Linked DNA regions of Homo sapiens: regions 2, 3, 4 and 5 are each linked to region 1. A link is a loop called in an ENCODE intact Hi-C map of the cell type or tissue named here. Cell type or tissue: endothelial cell of umbilical vein. All regions are shown on one strand. Each heading gives the region's core, and the rest is flanking DNA. Links, peaks and the distances in the headings are about the cores only. Region 1 overlaps GNG12-AS1 (GNG12, DIRAS3 and WLS antisense RNA 1). Region 2 overlaps GNG12-AS1 (GNG12, DIRAS3 and WLS antisense RNA 1). Region 3 overlaps RPE65 (retinoid isomerohydrolase RPE65). Region 4 has its middle 110 kb from the start of RPE65. Region 5 overlaps GNG12-AS1 (GNG12, DIRAS3 and WLS antisense RNA 1).

Region 1 (6,122 bases), core at 1,073-5,072:
TCTAGCACAGTCCTGGGACAAAGTAAGCACTTAATACATGGTAGCTCTTATTATTATTTCCACAGTGACCCTTATCCCCACTTTCCCTGCTCCAAGACTCTATTCTTTGCCAGCCTTAGTTGTGGGCAGCCTGCCAGGCATGATCTAATCAGTGAAGCACATGAGTCATGAGAGGATGACTGACTCCCTTTCAGGTTCTCTTAGTACTTGGCTCCTGGAAGGTGCTCCTCCTTGATAATCCTTCCTCCCAACTGCATTGACATAGATGGAGTCTTTCTGCTATTGACTGGTCTGATTGGACAGGCAAGCCATGAAGATGGAGAGGGAGGAAGCTCCTGAATGGAATGTGGCTGCCGGAAAATCAGCCCCCTCCTAATACACTGCAATGAATTAAATTACTCTCTATTTAGTAGCTTTTCCTCATCTATTGGAACATGTACAATTGCTATCTGCTATGATCATGTATTCCCAGCCTTTCAGGTGGGATAGGTCCAAGCACTCATTTTGTTTGGAGCTTCACACAGTATGAATATAGCACAGATTTACCTAGGGAAGAAGTTGACTTGATGCTAGTGCCTGTGATTCAGCCACAGGGAATATTTATACAGCAAAGCCAGCCAGCTGTCCCCACTGTATTTATCTTCTTCCCCCTTTCCTACTAGCTCAGGCCACCAGATACTTCACTTTCTTTTATCAAAGTCTAAAATATTTGGGTGCTTTAAAAATAGGTTTTCAGAAATGTTACCAATTAACACTATATATATATATATATATATATATATTTTGTGACAGGGTCTGCTCTGTCACCCAGGCTCAAGTGCAGTGGCACAATCATGGCTCACTGGTGCCTTGACCTCCCTGGGCTGAAGTGATCCTCCCGTCTCAGTCTCTCGAGTAGCTGGGACCACAGGTGCATGCCACCACACCTGGAAAATTTTTTTTTTTTTTTGTAGAGACAAGATCTCCCTGTGTTGCCCAGGCTGGTGTCAAACTCCTGGGCACAAGGATCCTCTTGCCTTGGCCTCCCAATGTGCTGGGATTACAGGCATGAGCCACCGTGTCTGACCTAATTAATACTATTATTATCTAATCACATTGATTTTCAGTGGGGGCTTTCTATTTCATGTGGGGGCTTGCGAGGGGAGGGTAATAAGGGTATGGTGAGAAATGGATAGGAAATGTACCTTTATCGTAGAGGGAAGGAAACAGTTTTTTTGGTCTTTCACCTGTATTGCGAGTAGCAAAACATGTTCATGTTTTCAGTCTATGTGAGAGATTGCTAAGCGAGCAGGGTGTTAAAATGTGGTCATGTGGAAAGCAGGTTGTCATTCTTCCTCACACGTGCACAGCGTAGCTCAGTTTATAAGGCACACTATTTCATTGGCCTTTTATGTAAATTTTATATTGTAGGCAGGGTTGTTTCCTACATTTTTCTTCAACTGATGCTCAGAAATATCAGGCAACTTGGCTCATTCAACAAATTTCTACTGAGAGCATACTATTAATATGTGCAAGGCAGTGTTGTAAGTTGTGAAGGAAATCCCTGCCCTCATGCATTTTCTGTTTTAGTGGGGCGCACACACATAGATAAAATATATAATATACCAGATAGTGATGAGTGGCATGGAGAAAATAAAACGGGAACTGGAAAGGGGATTATGTGTGAGTGTGTGTTTGGAGGTGGTATTGTTGCTAATTTAAATATAGTGGTGAGGGAGTGCCTGATTGAGATGATGGTATTTTGGTAAAGACCTGAAGAAGGTGAGAGAGGAAGCTCTGTGGATAGCTTGATGAAAGAGAATTCTGGGAACAGGCAAGGACAGCTGCAAAAACCTAGAGGAAGAAACATGCTAGAGCAGAGCAAATGAATGAGACAGCCAGGAAATAAGATGGAGAGGTTAGGAGGAAGATTGAGGTCTTCGGGGCCATCATGAGATTTTGAGGAGGGGTACATGATCTGATCTAGATATCTAAGCATCACTCAAGGCATTGTGTTGAAGTTAGAATATAGAGGGCAAGGGTAGAAGCAGGGAGATCAATTAGGAGGCTATGACACTAGTCCGGGAGAGATGAGGATGGCTTGGATCAGCGGGACAGTGGTGGAGGTGTGAGAGGTGATTATATCTCGAGCCAACAGGGATTGCTAGTGGATTAGCTGAGAGAGGTGAGAGAAAGACAGGAGCGAAAGATAACACCAAGGTTTCTGGAAGGATGGAGTTGCTGTTTCCTGAATGAGAAGACTATGGGTCAGGCAGGTTTGGCAGAGGTAAGTGGAGGAAGAGATTTAGACATAAGTTTGAACTTTAAGTTAGACATCTCCATGGAGATGTTGAGACTTCAGTTGGATACACGAGTCTGGGGTTCAGTGTAGGGGTTCTGGCTGGATAAATAAAGTTGGCCATCTTCAGTATGCCGATATTTAAAACCTTGAGATTGGAGGCACTCACCAAGGGAGCAAGTACAGATAAAGTGGGAGTCTGAGGCCTGAGCCCTGGGGCCCTCCAGGACTTAAGGGTGGGGAAATGAAGGCAGGATGCATCAAAGAGAAGGAACAACTGGCGAAGGAGGAGAAACCATGAGGACATGATTTCCCCAGAGCTGCATGAAGAGAGTGTTTCACAGAGAGGGAGTGATCAACTGTGTCAAAAGCTGTTGATGTTTTATGTAAAATGAGGACTGAAAATGAGCAACTGGATTTAGCCAAGTAGCCCCAGTTATTCTATCCCGTAGCAGTCTTTTCTTCATTGACAGTATCTGGATTTTTCCCTCCCTCCCTCCCTCTCTCTTTTCTTCCTTCCCTTCCCTTCCCTTCCCTTCCTTCTCTCTTTCTCTCTTTATCTCTCTTTTTGTTTCTCATTTGCCTCTTTCACTGGATAGTAACAGTAACCCCTATAAGAACGGGGACCATGACTGTTGGGGGTATAGTGGCTGGCACATATTAGGAGTATGTTATGCAATTTATCTCTTTTGGTTTCTGTTTTGACCACATATTGTCCATTTCCCTTTCTCACCTTCCTAATGTTCCAAATCACTTTGGGGAATTTCCTCTCTTCTGTTGTGTGTGGTCTTGATGGGATGGCAAATTCTGTGTTTGCCTCCTACTGTGGAAGCCAAAGCAAGCAGATGCTGCCCCAGACCCCTACACCAGGGGGCAGGCTGCGTCCATCAGAGGCTCCTGAGTTATCCATGGACAAGAGAATGAGTTGAATCCCAGCATCTCTGTCCTCACCAGAGAGCCCTCCTGGTGAGAGCTGTTGCCATGGTTTCCATTTCCCAGGCCTTGGTGCTCCCCTGCTTCCTGCCATCACCAAGCCTGCTGCTCCAGCCCCTGTTTCTCTGAGCTCCCAGTATCCTTCCAGTAAATCCTCTTTCGCTTATGTTAACCAGAGCCAGTTACTATTCCTTTCAACTTAAAAAGTTCCCAACACCTAAGCACTCAATACACAATACTCAATACACATTTGCTGAATGAATGAAAAAGTATGGTTTTCATTTCATGAATGGCGAGTCTGAAGTTCAGAGAGGCTTACCACATGTCTAAGACCACATACCTTCCATCAATTCTTCTATGCTCCCTTTTCACATTCTCAGATCTCTGAAATCAGGATGCTTTTTACAATTGGCAGTGTCTTACAATCAAGTGGAAGTATTTTTCTGTTTTTAGTGGTATATAAAATAATGTATCTTATATTAGCTTAGATTCAATGAAATATGGTAGTCAGTATTGAAGTCAAAATTGAAACATATTTCAAAAGTCTGTACATCTTCGCTTTTCAAGGAGTTTATTATCTAGTTGGAGAAAAAAATAAGTAGGAAAACTCCACAAATCTTTCTCAAATACAGAGTAGGGTTTCATGAACACTGAGTGGAGGCCCTCACTAAAGCTGCAGGGGTACATGACTCTGAAGGGCTGAGTGGAGGAGCCACAGCGTGGGCATTTATGTTGATCTCAGCAAGAAAGATTTGGATGGATGGAAATATGAGAAGAATGGAGAGGAGGGAGGACTAGGTTCTAGACGATGGCAACCCTGCCGACTCTTAAATGCAGGTCTGAGCCACAAGGCTGAGTTTGGTGGAGATGGTTGCTTGGTGTCTCCCCTCTGACTCTTTCCCTTCTCCTTCTCCATGGTAAATTATTCTTCCAATTCTCCCTGTGTTCACCATTATAACTGTTTTCTGCTGCAATCTTTTTCTGGAAAGTTCCCCCCTTCCTACCTCCTGCCCATTCCTCCCAATCAGTTCAGCTCTTGTGTGTGCTGGACAGAAATCCCTCTTGGCAGCCTAGGCAACATAGCAAGACCCCCAACTCTATATATTTTTTTAAATTAGCCAGCATGATAATGCACACCTATAGTCTTATCTACTCTGGAGGCTGAGGTGGGAGGATCACTTGAGCCCAGAAGTTAAAGGCTGCAGTGAGCTATGATGGCACCACTGCATTCTAGCCTGGGTGACGGAGCAAGACCCTGTCTCAAAACAAGCAAACAAATAAAAAAGAAATTACTCTGGGATCCAGAAATAAGGGAAAATGTATTTCAGGGGGAGGAACAGCAATAAGCATGGAGGTGCAATGCATGATGTATGTGAGGAAGAGTGCCTGAATACCATGAAAGGGTAGGCTGGGAAGAGGGGTTTACTCATTCATTCAGGGAATGTTTGAGTATACACCAGGTACTGCTCTAGGCACTGGGGATAGAGTAGTGAAATAAAAATTATGTTTCTACCTTACAAGGCTTACATTCTAATAAGAGGAGATAAGCCATAAGCAAATAAATGTTTAAATACATATGTATATACACCTATGGAAAAAATGTCAGATGGTATAAAAGCAAAGAAGAAAAATGTGAAAAGGGTTAAAGAAGCAAGAGAGTTGGGGTGCGAGCTGCTCATTCAAATAGAAGGGCCAGGAAAGTCTTTTTTGTTAAGATAACATGTCAACAGGGAACTGAAAAAGTGAGTCAGAGTCTTTTGAATCTTCCGGTGGAAAGTGTTCCAGGGCGAGGGCACAGGAGATGCAAGGGTCTGGATGGGGGGTTGTGTTTGGCAGGTTTAAGGAATAGTATGTCTACCGTGGAGTGAGTGGGGACAACAGAGTGGCAAATGCATATGTGGTGGGGAGGTTAGCCAGGCCAGAACAGGTAGGCCTTGTTAGCATTGCAAGGATTTAAATTTTATTCCAAGAGGATGCAAAGCCTGTGGAGAAATTTGAGTGAAAGAAAAGGAATGAGAGATAGATGGGGCCTAATCCTTGTGAAGCTGCAATGCTGTCCCAAATAGTTTGAATCCGATTCTCCTATGTTCCCAGAATTTTCATTTCTGAATCATTTAAATTGAGCAGGAAATCTGTTCTAATGAATAAATATGTTTTGTTTTTTTTTTTTTTGAACACGGAGAGGCCTCCGCTTAGAACAGATGTAATGAAGTCATAGTTTGTTTTGACAGAAAGAGGCTATGGAAGGTTACACTTCCTCCACTCTGCCTTTGGTTGTCAAGGAGATACCCCTGGAAGCCTCTTCTTTTGTAGCTAAATGTCACTGTATAGCACTTAGATTTTTCATGTTCTCCTTTTATTATGTTATTGTAAAGTTCTCTGTGTAATTTTGCTCAGGAGTTAACAATTTCATCACTGATGAGTCTGTTCATTGCAAACTACCTTTTCTGGCATTCTGATTGTCTTTCTCCATCCAGAGGCTGGCTTCCGGGAGGGGCATGCACCTGAAAACTCATCAAACCTGTCTTTAGAAAGGTCCTGAGGGTCAGACAGGCTGAAAAAGGCAGATTAATTCTGAGAAGCTGATGGGAAAATGTGAACTGATGGATCAAACTACAGAAAGATACATGGTGCTGGGTTGCTTTTTGTGGAGAGCATTATTTCAGCTGCTGACCAATCAGGGTGGATGTTGCTATATTCAGTTTACAGAGGGGAAAACTGAGATGCGGTGGTAGGAGACTTACTCATGTAGTTACGGTAGCCCTGGAACAAGCATCTTCTAGTTTTTAGTGTGCTTTCTACAACACTGTGTTTTTTCAAAGATATAAGCTGGAGATGATAGGTTAGTTAATTAATTCATTCAACATGCCTTTTTATTGAGTGCCTTCTGTGGGCTGGGCACTGTTCAAGA
Region 2 (6,122 bases), core at 1,281-5,280, 160 kb after region 1:
ATTTCTCCTTCACTTAGGAAGCTTAGTTTGGCTGGATATGAAATTCTGGAATGAAAATTCTTTTCTTTAAGAATGTTGAATATTGGCCCCCACTCTCTTCTGGCTTGTAGAGTTTCTGCCCAGAGATCTGCTGTTAGTCTGATGGGCTTCCCTTTGTGAGTAACCCGACCTTTCTCTCTGGCTGCCCTTAACATTTTTTTCCTTGATTTCAACTTGGTGAATCTGACAATTAATTGTCTTGGGGTTGCTCTTCTCGAAGAGTATCTTTGTGGTGTTCTCTGTATTTCCTGAATTTGAATGTTGGCCTGCTTTGCTAGGTTCAGAAAGTTCTCCTGAATAATATCCTGAAGAGTGTTTTCCAACTTGGTTCCATTCTCCCCGTCACTTTCAGGTACACCAATCAAGCATAGATTTGGTCTTTTCACATAGTCCCATATTTCTTGGAGCCTTTGTTCATTTCTGTTTACTCTTTTTTTCTCTAAACTTCTCTTCTCACTTTATTTCATTAATTTGATCTTCAATCACTGATACCCTTTCTTCCACTTGATCGAATTGGCTATTGAAGCTTGTGCATGTGTCATGTAGTTCTTGTGTCATGGTTTTCAGCTCCATCAGATCATTTAAGGTCTTCTCTGCACTGTTTATTCTAGTTAGCCATTCATCTAATCTTTTTTCAAGGTTTTTAGCTTCCTTGCGATGGGTTCGAACATCCTCCTTTAGCTCAGAGAAGTTTGTTATTGCCGACCTTCTGAAGCCTACTTCTGTCAGCTCATCAAAGTCATTCTCCGTCCAGCTTTGTTCCATTGCTGGTGGGGAGCTGCGATCCTTTGGAGGAGAAGAGGTGCTCTGGTTTTTAGAATTTTTCAGCTTTTCTGCTCTGGTTTCTCCCCACCTTTGTTGTTTTATCTGCCTTTGGTGTTTGATGTTGGTGATCTACAGATGGGGTTTTGGTGTGGATGTCCTTTTTATTGATGTTGATGCTATTCCTTTCTGTTTACTAGTTTTCTTTCTAACAGTCAGGTCCTTTAGCTGCAGGTCTGTTGGAGTTTGCTGGAGGTCCACTCCAGACCCTGTTTGCCTGGGTATCACCAGCGGAGGCTGCGGAACAGCAAATATTGCTGCCTGATCCTTCCTCTGGAAGCTTCATCCCAGAGGGGTACCTGCCTGTATGAGGTGTCAGTCAGCCCCTACTGGGAGGTGTCTACCAGTTAGGCTACAAGGGGGCCAGGGACCCACTTGAGGAGGCAGTCTGACCATTCTCTGAGCTCAAACACCATGCTGGGGGAACTACTGCTCTCTTCAGAGCTGTCAGACAGGTATTTTTAAGTCTGCAGAAGTTTGTGCTCCCTTTTGTTCAGGTATGCCCTGCCCCCAGAGGTAGAGTCTACAGAGGCAGTAGGCCTTGCGGAGCTGCAGTGGGCTCTGCCCAGTTCAAGCTTCCCCAGCCGCTTTGTTTACCTATTCAAGCCTCAGCAATGGTGGTTGCCCCTCCCGCTGCCAGGCTGCTGGCCAATCTTAGACTGCTGCACTAGCAGTGAGCAAGGCTCCATGGGTGTGGGACCTGCCAATTCAGGCACCAGATATAATCTTCAGGTGTGCCATTTGCTAAGACCATTGGAAAAGTGCAGTATTTGGGTGGAAGTGTCCTGTTTTTCTAGGTACCATCTGTCACAACTTCCCTTGGCTAGGAAAGGGAAATCCCTTGACCCCTTGTGCTTCCCACGTGAGGCGACACCCCACCCTGCTTCGGCTCACCCTCCATGGGCTGCACCCACTGTCCAACCTGTCCCAATGAGATAAGCCAGGCACCTCAGTTGGAAATGCAGAAATCACCCATCTTCTGCGTTGATCATGCTGGGAGCTGCGGACTGGAGCTGTTCCCATTTGGCCATCTTGTAATGGAATCCATTTGTTGTTGTTTTTGTTTGTTTCTTTATTTTTTGAATTAATTCTTTTTTTTTTTCTTTTTGGAAGTGTTGTTTTGCTCTTGTTACCCACTCTGGAGTGCAGTGGCATGATTTCGGCTCACTGCAACCTCTGCCTCCCAGGTTCAAGCAATTCCTGCCTCAGCTTTCCGAGTAGCTGGAATTACAGGTGTACACCACCGCGCACAGCTAATTTTTGTACTTTTAGTAGAGACGGGGTTTCATCGTGTTGGCCAGGCTGGTCTTGAACTCCTGACCTCAGGTGATCCACCTGCCTCAGCCTCCCAAAGTGCTGGGATTAGAGGCGTAAGCCACTGTGCCCAGACATTTTTTGAATGAATTCTCTGGAGTCTGTTTCTCTCATAGTATAGTCTCTGCTGGCTGCTCAGCTGCTCTCTAAAAAATTGTTTAAAAAATTTTACATCTGGCTTTCATGGGTTCACTGCTGAGTTGGCATAGCTCAGTGGCCAGCCAATAATTCATCAGAAGTTTTGCTTAAACACCTTTGCCAGGGTCAAAAAGGCCTCTACCCTTTGAATCTCATCTTATGAGTTATGATGAGTGTATAAATCAGTGTTCAATCACAGAAACAGAACCAGTAAGATATATCTATCTATCTCAATAAATATATTAAGAGATTTAATGCAAGCGATTGGCTTAAGTTATTGTAGGGGCAGGCTAGACAAGCCAAAACCTGAAGGACAGGCTATGAGAAGAGAAGCCTGGAAATCTAGGGAATAAGCTAAAGCTTCTGTACATAGAAAGAGTTTCTTCTTCATCAGGGAAGCCCCAGTTCTGTTCTTACAGCCTTTCAACTGATTGAATCAGGCCCACTCAGAAGAGCTGGGATAATCTCCCTGATTCAAAGTCAACTGATTATGGACTTTAATCATATGTATAAAATACCTTCCACAGCAACACCTAGATTTGTGTTTAATTGAATAACTGGGGAGTATAGGCTAGTCAAATAGGTAAAATAGAATCACAGAGAGCCATTGAATGGTTTAAGCAAGGTAGTAATATGATCATGCTTGCTTTAGATAAATACACCCTCTGGTGGCTAGGTAGAGGAAGAAGGAGCTGGAGGTTCTTGTAATAGACAAATTAAAGAGATATTAATTGCCTGAATTAGCACTATAACACTGAGTTTGAAGAGGAGGGTTGAATTACCATAAATATTTTGAAAGTAAATATTTATAAATGTATTTATATATAATTGTAGGTTCAGTTACACAGACAGTGTAGGGTTGGTATATAGAGTAAGAGTAATACTCTGTCTCACATTTTACATTACATCCGTCTACCGATCATCTATTAACCTCTTGGAGTTGCCATTTTCTTATCTGTACCTTTTTCCCTCAATAAATACGTTTTTTTCCAAGTTCTGACAATAAGCCCCATGCTGAAAGCCCTGGTTATCTGAATTGCCTTCCATTTATCCTTGTATTTCCTGCACAAAACAAAGACCACAGGAAGTGAGTTAGAATACTCTGGAAGATGAGCATATCTCATTTCCTTAGGAGTATATTGCAAAAACCTGTCTACCGAAAAGTAACACTTATGGACTGACTAAATGCATGCCCAAGCTTAGAGAAGCTGCAAGAACAGGAGTAAGCAATCCAAGAGGCCCAGGTGGCCTAGAATGCATCAATTTGTATTTATCAGTAGGAGCTCTGCTCCTGGATGAATGCAGGAGTTGAAGCTGACTCTGCTTCCCTGCCCGTGCTTCTAGAGCCTTTTGTGGGCTCCTGTGTTAGCAGTGCCAATGCCCCAGAGAAATCAATCACAAGACCTGAATTTGAGTCCTCCTGTTTCTTTATGTGGTCCTGGGAGGTGGCAACTCTAAACTTTGGGACAAAGGACAATCTCCAACTACCGCTGACCTTGGACTGCTAAGTTTCAAGGGCAAGATACATAGAAAATGAACCTGAACAAATGGTTTCTTTTCATTATCAGCTGTGATTTGAACCTAATTTCTCTGTAGAGCTCTTAGTCCCAATGAGCAGAACTGGGAAAATGTTAAGGACTCTCTTTGCACTTTTAGCTTAAGGTCTAGGCTAGGAAATGCCTCAGAAGACAAATGAAGCCTCCCTTCCCCTGATCCCCTATGTTGTGGTACCCTTGTGGTGTCTACTTGACCTTCCCAGGACATGGATACCCCTTCCTTAGCCTCATGAGAGAAGAGATATTTCCAAAGCCAAATGTAGAAGACAAAAAAGGGAAAGCTGAAGATCTAACATTCAGATTCCAGGGTTGTTTTTTTTTTAAATCATTTTCCTTATCACACTGAAATCTCTGCTCCAACCCTGAGCCTCTATCCTCCTTGGTCTTGATCCAAATCAGTACTTTAGTGCTCCACAGAGACGGAGTCGGGGCGATGGAGGGGGTAGTCTTGGCCTCTCTCTAGAGGCTGCCTTTCCCCCAAACCCTCTCTAACTGTAACTAAATCTGTTTGCTTGTATTAGTGGAGAAATTGAGTTTCAGAAATCATTATGCAGTTCATGTGGGTGCTAACATTTAGGTAAGCTGCCTGACAGCAGAGCTATAACAAATCATTGCTTATTGCTATGCTGCTCTGTAGAGTCCTGAGAGAAAGAGTCTATAGGCTGCTGTGTGTCCTTGGGGCAGCCAGAGCCACAGCTTTTGCCTTTCAGTGGCTTTGTGCAGGTTGCTGTCAATTTTTTTAGAGGGACCCCTCTGTTCACCACCAAACCCAGCCCAACCCCCTTCTGTGAAGTCTTCACCGCCCCCATTGCTGCTCCCCCAGCAAAAGTATAATGAATCACCTCCCTCCTCTGCCATTGCTCTAATAGCACTCTTTTATTATTGTGCTTCAAGCATGATTGTTTTCATTCTTTACTGAGCTACTGTCTGCTTAACACTAGATAGGTTATTTAAGCCTTAAAAGAGATTCTCTCTGCCCTCACAAAAGTCCACAGTCTTTAGCATGACTCATCTGCCAGCCTCATCTTGTACCATGCCTCCCTCACTCTCTGTTAACTTAACTTCAGGCAATGGGGAGCCAGGGAATGTTTCAAAGCAGAGGAGAAACCCAATCATGTTTGTGCTTTTTCCAGATGACTCTGGTGGTAATGGAGGATGCAATAGTTGGGAGGAAGACCGGAGTCTAAGTTACTGTAAAGTGGTTCTTATCATGTGAAAGATGATGAGGTTGGATCCAGCACGGGGGCAGTCAGAATAGAGAATACATATACTTTGATTCTAATATGTTTAGTATTTTTCATGTAAAAAATGCCACTTAGATCTCTTAATCAGCAAAACAGGAAAGGAATTGCTGTGTATGGATGAAATGAGATAGGGGATGAACAGCACCTGGCATGAAGCCTGGCGCATAGTCGGTGCTCAGGAACTGCTTCTTGTCTGCTCCCTTCCACCTGCAGCAGGCACAGCTCTGGGCTCTCATCCTTCTTCTGGAGGAGAGAAGAAGGGAGAAAAGCGATGTGGCAGCAAACCAGGGCAGCGACCTCATCAGTTACAGGTGAAAAAGATGGACCTAAATTGTTCGAGCAAATGAATGAATGGCCTTACTGCTCTTGCAGACCAGTGGTATATCTATTCATCCAAGATTCAGATTTTAACTAGGAACAGCAGGAGGATAAGTTTCTACAGTAAAGACAGTTGTTAGAATTCACAGAGCAGAGAAGCTCTTTAAGAGACAAGATTCCTGATAGTCTTTTCACGAGGAAGAAGAATATTGATTACAAGAGAAGGTTCTATGTGTGTTAGGCCCTATGCCCTCTCCTGCCTCAGGAGAGGAGAGGATGCCCTGTGAGCATCAGTTCCATTTGGTGATCTTTTTCATTTCTCCCTGTTTCCTTCATTCATGGCTGCTTCAAGCCAGGACAAGGCAAAATAAAGAAATTCTGACCTTCAGCAACTTCTTTATGCTCTCAGAATCTGCTTTTTCAATCTGTAGTTTAGAAATAATCATATTTGCCCCACAAAGTTTTTGTTAGAATTGAGGCAGAGGAAAAGAAGCTCTGCAACATTATATATCCACCTTAAATCCATGCATTGGCTACAGAGGTTCCTCCAAAAACACTGAACAGGTTGCTTAACTTAAAATATAATTTTATATATATATATAAAATATATATATAAAAGGAAATTGCTAAATCAAAATGAAAAAAAAAAAAGAAAAGGGCTTCTCACTGCCCTTAAAAAAGTCAGCAGTCG
Region 3 (4,815 bases), core at 816-4,815, 590 kb after region 1:
TGTGTCAATAGCCCTGTACAGTAATTCTTATGCACATTAAAATTTACTCACTAGTAAGTGAATGGTCCTCAAACTTTAGTGTGCATCAGAATCACATAAAGAGTTTCTTAAAATACTGATTGCAGGCTCCACTCCCAAAATTTCTCATTCAGTCTGCCCAGGACAAGGCTCAAGATTTGTATTTCTAACAGTTTCCTAGGTGATGGTCTTGGTCCAAGGACTACACTTTGAGAACTGTACTAAATAATACTAAACAAAAATCTGTATACATTCAAATAATTCCATCATCAAGGTGGTGAACAATGAACCTGGCAATAAATGAAGAATGAATGGAGAATTCTAGGGTACACTCTTTTTGCTGTAGTTCTTTTTCTATAGTACTTCTATGAGATAACAGATTTGTTTGTAGTTTTGGGAATTAAGCGCAACATATTTAGTACACTCTCATATATGTATGTATGCTATTATGCACACATACATGCTTATTTAATTTAATTTTGCCTAGCACATGAATAAGTGCTCAATAAATGTTTGCTAAGTTTGAATCCTAATTGTATATGATCAAATCCATATATATATATGTACTACATTTTTAATATTCTAGAAGAGAACTTGGACACTTGCTTTCTATATTTTCAAGTCGTCATCCTTTGATATGATGCCCTTGGGCATTAGGCCCCTTATAGGGTAGGGATGAGGGCAGTACTTCTGAAGTCTGAGAGTAATTTAACTATGCACAAAATGCTATTCTGACATTCTTATCTTTCTCACAATACAGTAACTTTCTCACAATATAGACACTTATTTTCAGAAGAGGACAGATTGGTAAACTCACCTGCTTGCAGTGGTGGGATCTTTACAATGTTGTAGGCAATTGAAAAATTTTTTCCAAAGCAATTACCAATATTGTAAACGGTTCCATCATTTTCAATGTGGGGGTGAGCAGTGGCCCCATTGACAGAGACATAGTTGCAAAGATCAACCTACGGAAGTAAAGTGAATGTCCTCCAGTTGAGAGAAGGAAGATACATTATACCTTTGTCCCTAGGTCTGAGGTCATCACTACCCCTTGAACTCTCATCCTAAGTGCACTTCTCTTTCTTCCCATCTCTCTGGATTCTACCCTCTTTCACCTTGAGTTCCCACCTTCATGCAGAACATAATGCCCCCTCATGTGTCTGAATCTGGAGTTACCTGTGACATCTCTTTATTTGATGTATACCATACAGTGCTCTGGTTAGTTACTTTTCTTTTAGCATATGCAGATTGACCTGAAACCATAAGTTTGAGTCCTCAGACTTCTTTATACTCTTATTATTGTATTAGATTTAATTGTATAAGATTGCTAACATTTAATAATTGCTGATTTCCAAAAATGTCAATTTCGTATGGTACTATGTAAATACCAACTATATGTCTTGCACATGGTACTGTATGAGTTTGGAACTGAAAGGGACTTCAAGCTTCATCTAGTATAGAAAGTCTTAATTTAAATAGACTTTAGGAGAACCATGGATCTCTTTTAATTAAATATAAACATTTCTGGCAAAAGCATACAGCATTTAATTCAATTTTATGTCTCATAAGAAGTTTAGAACTACAAATGTAACACAAATCTCTGTTTGCAGAAGGATAAATTGGGGTTCCAGAGAGATCAAGTGTCTTGTTTAAGGATAAAGAGCTAGATAAATCAGCACTAGATTTCCACCTGGGACCTACTTGGTAAAGAGTTATTGAATGAATAATTACTGGAATATATATTTATCTAACCAAAATTATTTCCAATTAATTAGGGAGATTTTTTTAAAGCATAGGACATTTTAGCAACCTTATTTAAATAATAGGCAAGATATTCATTTATTCAGTCAATCATTTATCAAATACTCTGAGCTTTCACTATGTGCCAGGCACTGTATCAGGGCTCAGGAGAGAGAAGATCTTTGCTTTCAAGAACTTCATTCTAGACCCGTGCTGTTCTATTAATACAGGACCACTAATTTTTAGATAGAACTTCAAATTCAGCTCCTCAGTCACATTAGCCACATTTCAAGTGCTTAATAACACCAGGATAGCACAGTTATAGAGCATTTCCATTATTGCAGAAAGTTCTATTGGACAGCCCTGCATTAGACCAATAAGCCGGTGTAAAGCACTGTGAGTGTGCAATGGCATCGTAGAGAAGCGCCATCTAGCCCAGACTGAGGGATGAGGCAGTTTTCCTGAGAAACATGACTCCAACTAATGTTTGAAAGGTGCGTGGAGTTAGCCAAGTGGAGCAGGATGACAGTGTATTCCAGGGAGTGGGAATCCTAATGTAAATGCATAGACTTGTGAAATAATGTGTGCTGTTTGGCCATTACTAGTCATTTAACCTGGCTGCCATGAAGGGCATGCGTAGAGGAGGCGAAATAAGAGTGGGCCAGCCACAAAGACCTTCGCTTGGACTTTATTTGGGAAGTTATGGATTCCCTAGGTGGAGTAATACTTTCATATTTATATTTTAAAAAATTGCTACTGCTGCCTTAAATAAATTGTATTTAAGGGAATCAGGCTGGAGGCAAAGGCACTGGTTAATAACAGTAAACAATCAAAAATTTCACATTTTTAAAATTACATTTTACAGTGCTAGTAACAGTGGAACCTGACTCCTAATAAAGTCTATTCTGCAGCCATACCATAGCTTCTATATTTCTAATTAAAATATCATGTAATTGTAATACAGATTCCCTATCAAAGTCAAATGAATGATTTAGAAACTCAGCTTTTGTTCTTCTCTAAAGGAGCTACACACACACTTGTATATGGTTACACACACACAACATAAACAAGAAAGAGCTATGGGGAGTGTATGTTAAGACATAGTAAATAGTCTGTTGAGAATTATAGATCAGCTTGTGCTATTGAGACTCAATGTTGAGACTATTTTTTTTCTTCTTATTTTTACCAGTACTGCATTTGTGGTTCTGGCTTTTAGTTTCACCTCTTGGTCTCCCAGCTATACTGTATCTCTTTTGCCTTCCCGTACAGCCCACACATGGCTCCCCAAATAAACATCTGAAAATATAGCCCTACTCATACTACTTCTTTGAGCAAAAACTTTCAGTAGCTTCCCATTAGCTAAACAACATATTCCAAATGTATAGCCAATTATTCAAGCTTTTAATTTCATCCTACCCTGTGTCTCAATATTCCCCTTGACATTAACTACTCTAGGCAACTAGTTCTCAACTGGGAGTGTTATTGCCCCCTAGGGGAAGATACGGAAATGTCAGGAGCGTTTTGGGTTTGTATAATGATTGAAAACATGACTGGTGTTTAGTGGATGAGGCCAGGGATGCCAAACCTCTCCCATGTGTGGGACGTCTCCATGATGATGAGTCACCCCCTGCCTAATGTCATACTAATACCTCCACTGAGAAATGCTGCAAGTCTAGTCCAAGGAGATTATTCTCCAGTTTTCATGAACACCTTCTACCTCCATGCTTTTGATCGCTTTACCCCCTCCATCTAGCATATCCTTTCTCTAAATTCACTGAAATCATCCCTCTCTTTTAACTTCCAGCCCAAAGCCTTTCCCTTTAAGCCTTCTTTCACCTGTCCCACCTTGCATTGCCAACTACTTCCAGAAGTAATTCCTTTCGTATTTATGCTTTCTTAAAAGATTTTCCTTCTTAAAAGACTCGTCATATTCTTTGTCCTATTACAGTTACATATTTGATTTCTCCACCTAGACATTAAGTCACCTGAAGACAAGAACAATGCCTTGTAAATAGGTGTATCTTAGTAAATATTGGTTCAAAATGTGTATCTAAGGACTGCTGCATTGAGATTCCCTAAGTTCTCCATAAAATTTGTCACTTCCAAATATTGCTGAAATTTTGTTCTATGCTATTTCATTCAAGATATAGCTTTATTTCTAATAAGAAGTATCTATAAGAAGGGGCAAATTAGTGCAACATACTTGCCTAGAACCATAAATAGCATGATTTTCAGTATCAGTAGCTATAATTTTTTGAGCACCCAGTATTTACCAGGTTCATGCTAGCTTATAAAAGCTATGAAAGGCAGGGACCATGTTACCCTACTCATTGATCTATCCCTTGCATCTAGCATAAATTCTGAATATGGAAAGCACTTGATAAGTATTTGTGTCATGAATGAATGAATGAATATGTTAGGCATTTTATATGGGTTCTCTCCAATCCATGTAAGTGTTTAAAATTTTAGAGATGAAGAAACAATGTTTGTCCTATGTCAAATAGCTAGTCATTGTTGACAATGCTAGGATTTGAAACTTAATGTGGCTCTCATGTTCTTTTCACCAAATTACACCAATTGCAGGAAAGCATCATAGACAGAGGCAATCAGTGCAGTCCATTTGGAGCTTGGAATGGTCATTCTGTGTGTCCTCATCAAGTTAGAATCATACATTCGCAGCATGAATAATTTATGTTGAATTAATTTTAAGTTCCAAATTCTAAATTCCTGAACATCACCTAGCACTGTGTCCCACCTGCTTAATTGTCTCCAAGGTCTCTGGATTAATCTTTGTAATAAAGTTGGTCTCTGTGCAAGCGTAGTAATCTTCCCCCACTGGGTAGACATTAACAAGGGCATTGTCAGTAACCTCTACTCCTCGAAAGTAAGAAAAAAACCTGTAGAAACAAATGAATTTTTCAGTCCAGTAATTTTCAAGCCATGAGAGAAAAAGGGCTAATATAAAATGTCTTGAGTAACATTCAGTTTGGGTTCAGTAACCTGGAAAATATATTCTTGCAGGGATCTGGGAAAGCACAGGTGCCAAATTCTGTTATG
Region 4 (6,122 bases), core at 1,229-5,228, 490 kb after region 1:
CAAATTTCATTTGACTTCTGGGCTGACTTTCCTTTGGAAGTGTTTTCTTATTAAATGCTAGCTGGGTCAGGTGACTGTGTCCTTCTTAGCCTATCATATCCTTTCTCCCTCCTCTGAATTCAGAGACCAGAAGGCTTTTCAAATTGTTTCCTGACGCATTCCCATGGCAAAGGAAAATGACACAGGACTCCTGGAGGTCCAGGAATATCGATCTACGCTGCCCACCACATACAGGAAATTTATTTGAAGTCTCATGATTTAGCTGATAATTGGTATGATTGTTTTATTCTGCTCCACAAATTATCCACTTAGAAAAACCTCTCTTTTAGTTACTCACCATAGAGTAAAATGAAGGGTCTAAATGTCCTGCTTGCATATGTTGACTTCTAATTCTCCTTGCCACCAGTGCTCTATGCCACACAGACTTAAGTTTGAGAAAATCTGTGTTCTGCTTCTTTGGCCTTATGACCCTTGAGAGAGAAGATAAACCAGACCTGGAAAGTTTTGTTGCAAAGATAAAGATGGGTGGCCAGGTGCAAATAAGTATGATACTCAAGACTGGCTGGGTCCCTCTTCTAGCCTAGAGGCTTGCTAATCAAAGTGTGACCTGAAGATCACCTGGGAGACTGTTAGGCATGCAGAATCTAATGCCCATCCCAACTTGCTCTATCAGAATCTGCATTTTAATAAGACCTGGAGGATATTAAGAAGCACATTAAAGTTTGAGAAGCACTTAGAGAAATAGATCTTTACAAAATAGAAGCTTTTAAAAAAGTAACAACAATATGAAAGGGTGCTCAACATCACTAATCATTAGGGAAATGCAAGTCAACACATCAGGGAAATGCAACAACTACAATGATCAGTTATACTTCACACCCATTAGGATGGCTATTAGAAACAAAACAACGAAAAATAACAAGTGTTGACAAGGATGTGAGGAAATTGGAAGCTTTGCGAGCATGGCTTGTAGAAATGTAAAATGGCAGAGCCACTGTGGAAAACAGTACAGTTCCTCAAAAAATTAAACGCAGAATTATGATATAATCAAGCAATTCCACTTCTGGGTATGGACCCAAAAGAACTGAAAGCAGAGATTCAAACAGATGTTTGCATTCCTATGTCACAATAGATAAAAAACAGAAACAATAAAAATATTCACAGATGGATGAATGGATAAACAAAATGTGGTATATACACACGGACTATTATTCAGCCTTAGAAAGGAATGAACTGATACATGCCACGACATGGATGAACATTAAAGACATCCATGTCTTTAATGGATGGGGCAGCGGGGGAGAATAGGGATTTATGATTTAATGCGTAAAGAGTATCTGTTTGTGATAAGAAGGTTCCAGACATGAATGGTGATGATGGTTGCACAAGGGGATGAATGTACTTAATGCCATTGAGATATACACTTAAAAATGTTTTAAATGGCCAGTTTTATGTTATGTATCATTTACCACAAGAAAAAGTAATAACAGTCATAAAGGTTTATTTTAGAAAATTTGGAAACTACGGGGGGCATAATGAAGAAAATGTTAATCACTTCAATGTTAATCTCTAGAAATAAAAACTTTAAGAGTTTAATATATATTTATCTTGTCCTTTTTCTGTGTGTGTACAAGTTTCTAATGACTATGGAATATGTAGGTTTGTATTTTTGTAATCAAGGATGGGAATTAGCATCATGATTGAGCACTCTATGTGCCTCTTTCACTAACTCGATTTCTTTTCACCCTCAGAAAACATTGTGAAATAAATTTCATAGCTGCATTTTCCTAAAGAAAAATCTTAGAAAACATGATCAGGTTTGTAGGGGAGAAGAAATCTTTTCTTGCACCTCCAGAGTTTATAGCTGAGGTATCTATAATAAAAGGTTAATCAGTGAAAAGCATACGAATTTATGTAATACAAGTTTTATGTGACACAGGAACTTTCAGAAATGAAAACCCAAAGACACAAGGAAACAGATTTTTATACTAAGTTTGATGAAGAAATGGACAGTTGTGGTGAAGTATCGGACAAAGGGGGTATGATGTAATGGTAACAAACTGGGGAAACTTAACAAGGTCTGTTTGTTCAGATTATTCTCTATCTCTTCAGAGGTAGAGTAGTTCCTTTTCTCTGGACATTAGGAGGATACCCCTGGAATGAGGATCTTATCACCTGCTTTGGGGAAAGGTGAGGAGAAAATGAGAGACTTTCCTGCTTCTGCTGTTTTCTCAGATACCAAGCTGCTATACCTTGGGGTAATGTGTCCTGAACCCATCAGAATCATATAAATGGCAAGGATGGGATTTAAAGCACATCAGCCGGGTGCGGTGGTTCACGCCTGTAATCCCAGCACTTTGGGAGGCCGAGGCGGACAGATCACGAGGTCGGGAGATCGAGACCATCCTGGCCAACATGGTGAAACCCCGTCTCTACTAAAAATACAAAAATTAACTGGGCGTGGTGGCACACGCCTGTAATCCCAGCTACTCAGGAAGCTGAGGCAGGAGAATCGCTTGAACCAGGGAGTCGGGGGTTGCAGTGAGCAGAGATCACGCCACTGAACTCCAGCCTGGTGACAGAGCGACTTTGTCAAAAAAACAAAACAAAAACAAAAACAAAAACACAAAAGCACATCTGTGTTCAAAAACACCATATTCTTCCCAGGATCCTACACTGCCTGTAGCATTGGGAGACACAGTTCAGAAACCCAGCTCACACTCATTTTACAAAGCAATAAATTGAGGATCAGAGAAATTAATGTGATTGCCACATATTAAAAGCCTGTATCCCACATTTCCATTAGTATCTGATGAGGCATGAGGTGTTGTTTCTGAGGCAGCATCAGATCCTCCAGAGGGTGGCTTGGTGTTGACCTGGGTCACCTGAAGGTCTCTACTGGAGCATGGTAGATGGGCTGGAGTCAGCTGTCCCCTGGAATCGTAGTTTATTCTCTGGGCTTGAGGCAAATCAAAGAGTCTCCTTGGCACAATAGTGCTGGGGACTTGGCTGCTGCCAGGTGGAATGTTCTGTTTGTTTTGGTCCAGAATCAGCCTGAGGGCGAATCCTTCCTGGAAAAGATGAAGGTGCAGATGGGGAGTGGCCAAGCACACCATGTGGCAATCCTGCCAGCTAGTGGCCACATACGGAATGGGCCTAAACCCACCCAAGATGCGACAGGCCGGGGACTTAAATACTCAGGTTGGCTTGGAGTCAGAGGGCACAAGCTTCCTCACCTAGCTCTAGGCAGGAACGGGGCGGGGAGACCTGGAGAGATGAAATGATGTGTTCAAGGTATTGACAAAATCAGGATTAGAATCTGGTCTGTTACATCGCAACTCTTTTTAGTCATTTATTAAGAATGTTAAGGAACAATCACAAATAGGCTATCATGAGCAAAGTTATTTCTATTTCTCACAGTAATTCTCCAGTGAAGATACTTTTTTTTTTTTGAGACGGAGTCTGGCTCTGTCGCCCAGGCTGGAGTGCAGTGGCGCGATCTCGGCTCACTGCAAGCTCCGCCTCCCGGGTTCACACCATTCTCCTGCCTCAGCCACCCGAGTAGCAGGGACTACAGGCACCCGCCACCAAGCCCGGCTAAATTTTTTGTATTGTTTTAGTAGAGACGGGGTTTCACTGCGTTAGCCAGGATGGTCTCGATCTCCTGACCTCGTGATCCGCCCGCCTCGACTTCCCAAAGTGCTGGGATTACAGGCGTGAGCCGCCGTGCCCGGCCGAAGATACTTTCTTATGACTACTTTAGATTACTTTTTCCAGGTTGCATGCCTCTTTGGTAATGATATTGGGATCTACCAACAATAAGTAGGGTTCCCTCAAGCCGAAGTATCAAGTTCTCAGAATATACTGGTAGATATAAAAGATTTTAATCCCTGTCAAATGTTTTCCAAACACTATATAGACAATATATGTTTTTTGATAAATACACAATGAAATACAAGATCGTTTCGACCATAGCTAAAATTAACTTAAGTTAAAAAATTAAGGCCAGGCTCAGTGGCTCATACCTGTAATCCCAGTACTTCGGGAGGCTGAGGTGGGCGGATCACCTGAGGTCAGGAGTTCGAGACCGGCCTGGCCAACATTGTGATACCCTGTCTCTACTAAAAATACGAAAATTAGCCGGGCGTGGTGGCAGGCACCTGTAATCCCAGCTACAAGGGAGGCTGAGACAGAAGAATCGCTTGAACCCGGGAAGTAGAGGTTGCAGGGAGTGAGCTGAGATCATGCTACTGCACTCCAGCCTGGCTGACAGAGCGAGACTCCATCTAAAAAAAAAAAAAAAGTTAAAAGCCAACATGGAAGAAGTGGCATCGACAGACATTGAAGGACTGTTAGGATTTCAAAAGGTTAGTGATCTTATAATAAAAGGCACCCAGGAAGAGTTAACTGCATGAGGAAAAGTGTGAGAGCGATTGGGGAAACGGAATAATCCATTTTGACCAGATATTGTAATACTGGGAGCAAGGCAAAGAGAGTAAGACCTCTAGAAAGCCTACTGCATTTAGCAATAAGGAATGACTGGTAGTCTAAAAAGACCTGATTCAAATGAGTGACGAGTAATGTTCCCAGGAGTACTTCCTCATTCCATGGGATGTTAACAGGTATTTGGCAGAAAAATGATTCCATGATTAAATATGCTGGGGAAATATTTAATTAAATTAACGCAGTCTATTATTGTACTTCTCTGGACTTTCAGTTTGCAGATATGCATTGCATTGTGGAAAACAATTCTGAACAGCTGTTGATGTTTTAGGGAACCAGTGTTTTATAAATGGAATTTTGAAAATATTCCACTAAATATTTTGCCCTTACTTAGTTTTTACGTTTTCCTGATGAAAGAGATCTGAATATACTTAAAGGTAGAAAAGAAGGATTCAGAAAAAAGAGTGTGACGATTCAGAAGAAAGGAAATACAGTAATTCTTATAAGGATCAAATCTTATTATGTAAAGGGTTGTTTTTCTAAAAGATAAAATATATGGGAATATGCTTATTAGGAATTTTCTAAAAGCTGCATTTAGAGTATGTTACGTTCCATGTAAGGCAGAAGGGAAAATGAAATATACATATATTTGCCTATATTTACATGAAGAAACAGAATGTATAAATCATAAAACAATAAACCTGGTTATCTACAAGGGATTGTTGGGGGTGGAGATGAATGAGGTAGAGGGAATATAGAAGGATGTGACACTTTTGTGTCTACTTTTTTTGTATTGTTTTGACTTTTGAAAGCACTTAATTTAATTAATTTATTTTAAAATATTTATTTATTTATTTATTTTTGAGACAGAGTCTCACTCTGTTGCCCAGGCTGGAGTTCAGTGGCGCCATCCTGGCTCACTGCAACTTTGGCCTCCTGGGTTTAAGCAATTCTCCTGACTCAGCCTCCTGAGTAGCTGGGATTACAGGCACCCACAACCACACCTGGCTAATTTTTTTATTTTTAGTAGAGACGGGGTTTCACCATGTTGGCCAGGTTGGTCTTGAACTTCCTGACCTCAAGTGATCCACCCACCTTGGCCTCCCAAAGTGCTGGGATTACAGGCGTGAATCACCACACCCGGCCCTGTTTCTAATATTGCAGGAAAAGTTATAAGTATTTCAAAATGAATCAGCTTGAAAAACAAAAATCCTAATTCTTTAAAACAAACAACACTGTTTATTCAGCCAATTATAATATGTCGTTGATTTGGCAAAGGTAAACAAAATTAATTTAGAAAAAAAGAAGAAATCTAATTTCTAAGATGACTAGCAAGTCTGAAGCAATCTATTTTCAACTAGGAAATACAAAAGAAACCTACAACTAGTTGTCTTGTTAAATGAGAAGTGATAATTAATGTTTAGAGTCAAAGCACAAACATCCTCCAACTGCTGTTTTCATGGCATGATATCTTTGGCAAGGCTTTTGCTTCCCTCTTAATTGTGCATTATATATTTGGAGCATTTCTTATTGTATTAAACACCTTTTGGGTGCTTCTCACCTATCTTTGAGGTCTTTGGCCTCTTGTTCCAGCCCCAGCTGTGGAGCAACCTGCTGTGCATGAAGTGGGATCAGTTCCACCGGAGAACAACCTGACATCTCTTTGCCTTATGTCCTCT
Region 5 (4,000 bases), core at 1-4,000, 260 kb after region 1:
AACTTATTAAAACTACAGCAAAGGGATTTTAAACAATCATATAAACCCACAAGAATGGGCAAAATATGAGATGAGATACCAGCAACAAACTTCTGGAAAATGGAATATAAATGAAGAATTGATAACAATGTTACCAGAGCTAAGAAAACCAAATCCTAAACTGATGGTGGGGAAATCATTGAATCAACTGAATTTGCACTGGAACACAACACAAAAAGTAAAAAAAAAAAAAAAAAAAAAAAAAAAATACAGTAAGAGGCATAAATTAGTAGGAATTAAAGATAAAATAGAAGAACTACCAAATCAAAAATTCTTTAAAAAGACTATTAGATTAATCTTTAGTAAGATTGAGAAAAGTGAAGGTATAAATATGTATGAACAAAGGAATATATCTACAGATAGGCAAAATTAAATTTTAAAAAGATTTTTAAAAAATTTAATTTAAAATTAAGTTGAAAAAATATTTTAAGTGCCAAAAGAGATAGCAAGAATAATCTACACTACTTTATGTCTATACATTGGAAACAATTTAAAATGCCCAGAAAAATATAACTTGTGAAACCAATTGAAGAAATGGAAAACCTAAATAGCCTTATAATCATTAAATAAATTAAAATGGTAGTCTAAAATTTTTCTGCAAAGAAAATAAAAGTCTCAATAATTTCAGTGACATATTATTATTGCATTAAATAAAAAACCAAATGTCCAAGAAGAGCCAAGACATTCTGAGGACAAACAGGATGAAGGAATGTGCTTTTCTAGATTGCAAGCCTTATTAAAAAGCTAAAGTAATTAAAACAGTATGGTTTTGAGGTAAGGATAATCAAATTAGCCAGTGGAACAGACTAAGAAGCCCCCAAAAATCTCTGTCTCTCTCTCTCTCTCTCTCTCTCTCTCTCTCTCCATATATATATGTGTGTGTATGTGTATGTATATATATGTTTGTATATATATGTGTGTATATATATATATATTTGCTCGATAAAGGATATTGTGTTGTAGATCATGAGTGGCTTATTCAATAAATGGTGCTGAGAGCATTAGTTATCCATATAGGAAAAAAATTAAAGAGGCTCCTTATTCTCTTACATACAAAAATTAATTTTTGATGGAACAGAATCTTAAATATGGAAGGCAAAGTCTTAAAACTTTTTGAAGAAATTTAGAATATTTTTATAATCTTGAAATTTATTTAAAGAATTTTTTTGAAAGACACAAGTACCCATTAAAAAAGAAAACATTGGTAAATCAACTACACAAATCATCAAAGATACCATAAATGAAAACATAAGGAATTCATATCTAGATTAATCTTGACCGTGGTCTTAAGACTTCCAGCCTCCTGAATAGTAGGAAGTAAATGTCTGTTGTTTAAGCCACTCCATCTATAGTATTTTTGTTATAGTAGCCTGAGCTAAGACAGCTTTATATAAGCCTTTGGGGACCATAGATGAACTACATCACTTGGTTCTAGCATGTTCTGTGGTTTCAATGCAGAAACCTAGAGAATAACTAAGGCTGGGAGAAAGAAGGACCACACTGGTGGGAGAAGCTGGTGACAAGTGGTAAGGAGTGGGCAACCTGGGTACTAATTCTTGTTTTTTCTTCCCCAGCCTTGTGGTCTTGGCCAAATCACCGGGCCTGCTGTCTTTTCTGTAGAGAGAAGGGCTGCTCGGTTCTCATTTGGATTCAACCTTTCCAATGCAGCATTTAAACACGGAGGAGGGATTTTTTTGGTTGTCACAAGGACTGGGGGACCCTGCTGGCTAAATATCCTCCAATGTGTGAGACAGTTGCACCCTAAATGCCAGTGTGCCCCTATTGAGAAACATCCTCTCTATAACAGTCCTTTGAACGAGCCCTTTACATCTCTCTACACATACATGATGTTTGCTGGTGGGTCGGGAAACATTTGGATACTTTATGAAGCATGCAGGTCTCCACCCAAACCCACAGGTCAGATGGCTGCTGTCCAAACTTTAGGATCTTTAGGGCTGCAGATGAGATGCTCTGTTCTGGTGTATGTCCTGCTTGGGGGGCTGCCCCTCCTTGCCAGAAGAAGATTTAGTTGAATTCAATTGAAGTGTACTATTACCAACCATTTGCTCCCTTGTTCTGACAGCCAGCAGGAGCAGAAAACTGGCTTGCTCTGGTACTAACTGCATTCTCAGAACCGTGCATGCAGTGCTTTATCGTTCTGTTCAAAGCTAAGCAGTGCCCTCCTTGGGACACTCTGGGAATGTACAGTATTCATTGCTCTAAGAAAATGCCTTGGCCACAAGGAGAAAACATTCGCTGGCTGTGGCTTGAGCCAACTGGGTCAGCGCCAGCCTGTGCAGATGTCTTTGTGGACAGAGAAGAAGTCCCTCTGGGAGAAGGCAGCCCATGCTAGGGTGCATAGATTGATGAGAGGAGTGACAACTGTATTTCTGTCCTTACTTGCTCTCCTGGCCAGGTGCTCTTATGCAGTGCACTAGCTGTACAACAGTACCTACTGGCTGGACCCTCTCATTCTCTACCAATTCAGCAGTCTCCTCTTGGCTTCATTCAGGAGGCTGTCTCCCCATGGTTGCCTGAACCCAAAAGCAAAATGTGTGGGTCCCACCTACTTCTCACGCTCTAGTTCTAAAGAATGGGCCCAGGTGTCCAGCCTCCACGGCCTGACATTCAATGCTGTGTACACTCCGGTTCCAAGTTGCTTTTCTACTCACTGCACCCCAGACTCTCTGCTAAACAGGCTACTTTAGTCATTGCCACCCAAATAATGCTTGTGAAGTTGCATCTCCACACTCTCATACTCTTCCCTTACCCTCACCTTTTATCCAACTCTTTCAAGGCTCGGCTCATTTTCAGTCTTCTGGGAAGCCCTCTCAATTGCCCCCAATCAGGAGTTACTGAAAAGTGTCCTTGTACCTCCCATTGGTCACCGACTGCACGGTTCATGTATTGGGAACCTTGATTGTTAAGAAGATTTTAAGTTCCTTGAAGGTGGAAACCTAATGAGAAGACTTGCCCTTCAGGCTCCTCTACTTAAGAATCATTCCAAGCAATTACCATGGAAACAAATATCTTCTCTTCCTGGCCTCTTGGACCAAAACAAACAGACAAACTGTTAAAGAGCAAGGAATTTGGCTCCCTGCCTAGGTTGGCAGTGAGAGCGTCAGAACAAGGTTGAGGCCAAATCCATGAACCTCATTTAGTTAGCTGCCCACGAACTTGGCTTGGAACGCCTTGGCCCCATCTTAAAGAAAGCCCTTCATTCTGGGGACGCTGGTCAGCCTGAGGCCCATGCTCCTTAGTCCCACCACAGGAAGCCTTCTCTCTCCATCTGTCACTCTGAGACCATATTGGCTGAAGCTCTGGGCTTACTCATATCCTGAGTCATCCAACCTCGCATGTCCGTAAAAATATCCGTATCCTTATAGGTGGAGGCCTTATAGATAGGTTGTTGAGTCAGATTTATGAGTTTGAGAAAGAGATGCTTTGGATGCAAAGGACCTTTGGTGAGTTTGCAGAAGCCCTGGACTCAAATCTACCACCACTCAGAACAGTGAATGCCAGAAAATTCCTGGAAAAGGGCATCTCTTTGCTGAATGACCCTAGTAATCTACTCATTCCCCAGGTAATTACTGAGCCACTCTGTGTTCCAGGCACAGTTCTAGTTTCTGGAAATATACCTGAGAACAAAACAGACAGAAATTCTGCCCTTATGAGCCTCCACTTCAGCTCCTGGCCAAGTCTGTTTTTCATATGATCCAAGCACTTTGGCAGGTGTTAGGGCTGTAAAAGGGATGGCATGGGACCCCCTTGGGTAGGGGACGTGGCAGACACATCTCTTAGAAATATTGCCGCAAGCCTCACTGTTCAAGTCTGGTGTGTGGAGCAGCTGCATCAGCACCTCCAGGGAGCATGTTAGAAATGCATCGTCTCAGGCCCTTCCCAAGCCCTTCTGAGTAAGAAACTGCACTTTACAATATGCTCCCAGGTGAACTGTCCGCAG

Evidence for each region. Peaks named below come from ENCODE experiments on the same cell type or tissue, not always from the same donor. Only the 100,000 strongest peaks of a DNase experiment are listed, where the experiment ranks them.
Region 2: it touches region 1 in a loop (12-fold over the local background); 50 of 110 quality-filtered maps call a loop at or near these places.
Region 3: a loop joins it to region 1, with 11 times the contacts of the local background. A loop is called at or near these places in 4 of 110 quality-filtered maps.
Region 4: it touches region 1 in a loop (12-fold over the local background); 61 of 110 quality-filtered maps call a loop at or near these places.
Region 5: a loop joins it to region 1, with 15 times the contacts of the local background. A loop is called at or near these places in 88 of 110 quality-filtered maps.

What each region holds. Positions count from the first base shown.
Region 1 is chr1:67,850,669-67,856,790 of GRCh38, forward strand. The region is part of intron 1 of GNG12-AS1 (GNG12, DIRAS3 and WLS antisense RNA 1); the gene reads left to right. Among named protein-coding and RNA genes, the nearest start is that of GNG12, 20 kb to the left of the region's middle. In endothelial cell of umbilical vein, for the core only: a CTCF peak has its summit at 3,142 (motif pointing right); DNase peaks (open chromatin) are centred at 3,183 and 4,973; H3K27ac peaks cover 967 bases.
Region 2 is chr1:68,007,321-68,013,442 of GRCh38, forward strand. The region is part of intron 1 of GNG12-AS1 (GNG12, DIRAS3 and WLS antisense RNA 1); the gene reads left to right. Among named protein-coding and RNA genes, the nearest start is that of DIRAS3, 40 kb to the right of the region's middle. In endothelial cell of umbilical vein, for the core only: a CTCF peak has its summit at 2,989 (motif pointing left); a DNase peak (open chromatin) is centred at 2,951.
Region 3 is chr1:68,440,018-68,444,832 of GRCh38, forward strand. RPE65 (retinoid isomerohydrolase RPE65) reads right to left here. Exons shown (of 14, transcript NM_000329.3): 4 at 4,759-4,815; 5 at 4,514-4,655; 6 at 836-983. The region is part of intron 1 of LOC124904198 (a long non-coding RNA gene); the gene reads left to right. Among named protein-coding and RNA genes, the nearest start is that of RPE65, 7.5 kb to the right of the region's middle. In endothelial cell of umbilical vein, for the core only: a CTCF peak has its summit at 3,244 (motif pointing left); a DNase peak (open chromatin) is centred at 3,234.
Region 4 is chr1:68,339,802-68,345,923 of GRCh38, forward strand. No RefSeq gene overlaps it. Among named protein-coding and RNA genes, the nearest start is that of RPE65, 110 kb to the right of the region's middle. In endothelial cell of umbilical vein, for the core only: a CTCF peak has its summit at 3,132 (motif pointing left); a DNase peak (open chromatin) is centred at 3,140.
Region 5 is chr1:68,109,789-68,113,788 of GRCh38, forward strand. The region is part of intron 6 of GNG12-AS1 (GNG12, DIRAS3 and WLS antisense RNA 1); the gene reads left to right. It also overlaps a transcript of WLS not described here. Among named protein-coding and RNA genes, the nearest start is that of DIRAS3, 61 kb to the left of the region's middle. In endothelial cell of umbilical vein, for the core only: a CTCF peak has its summit at 2,236; DNase peaks (open chromatin) are centred at 2,233 and 3,343.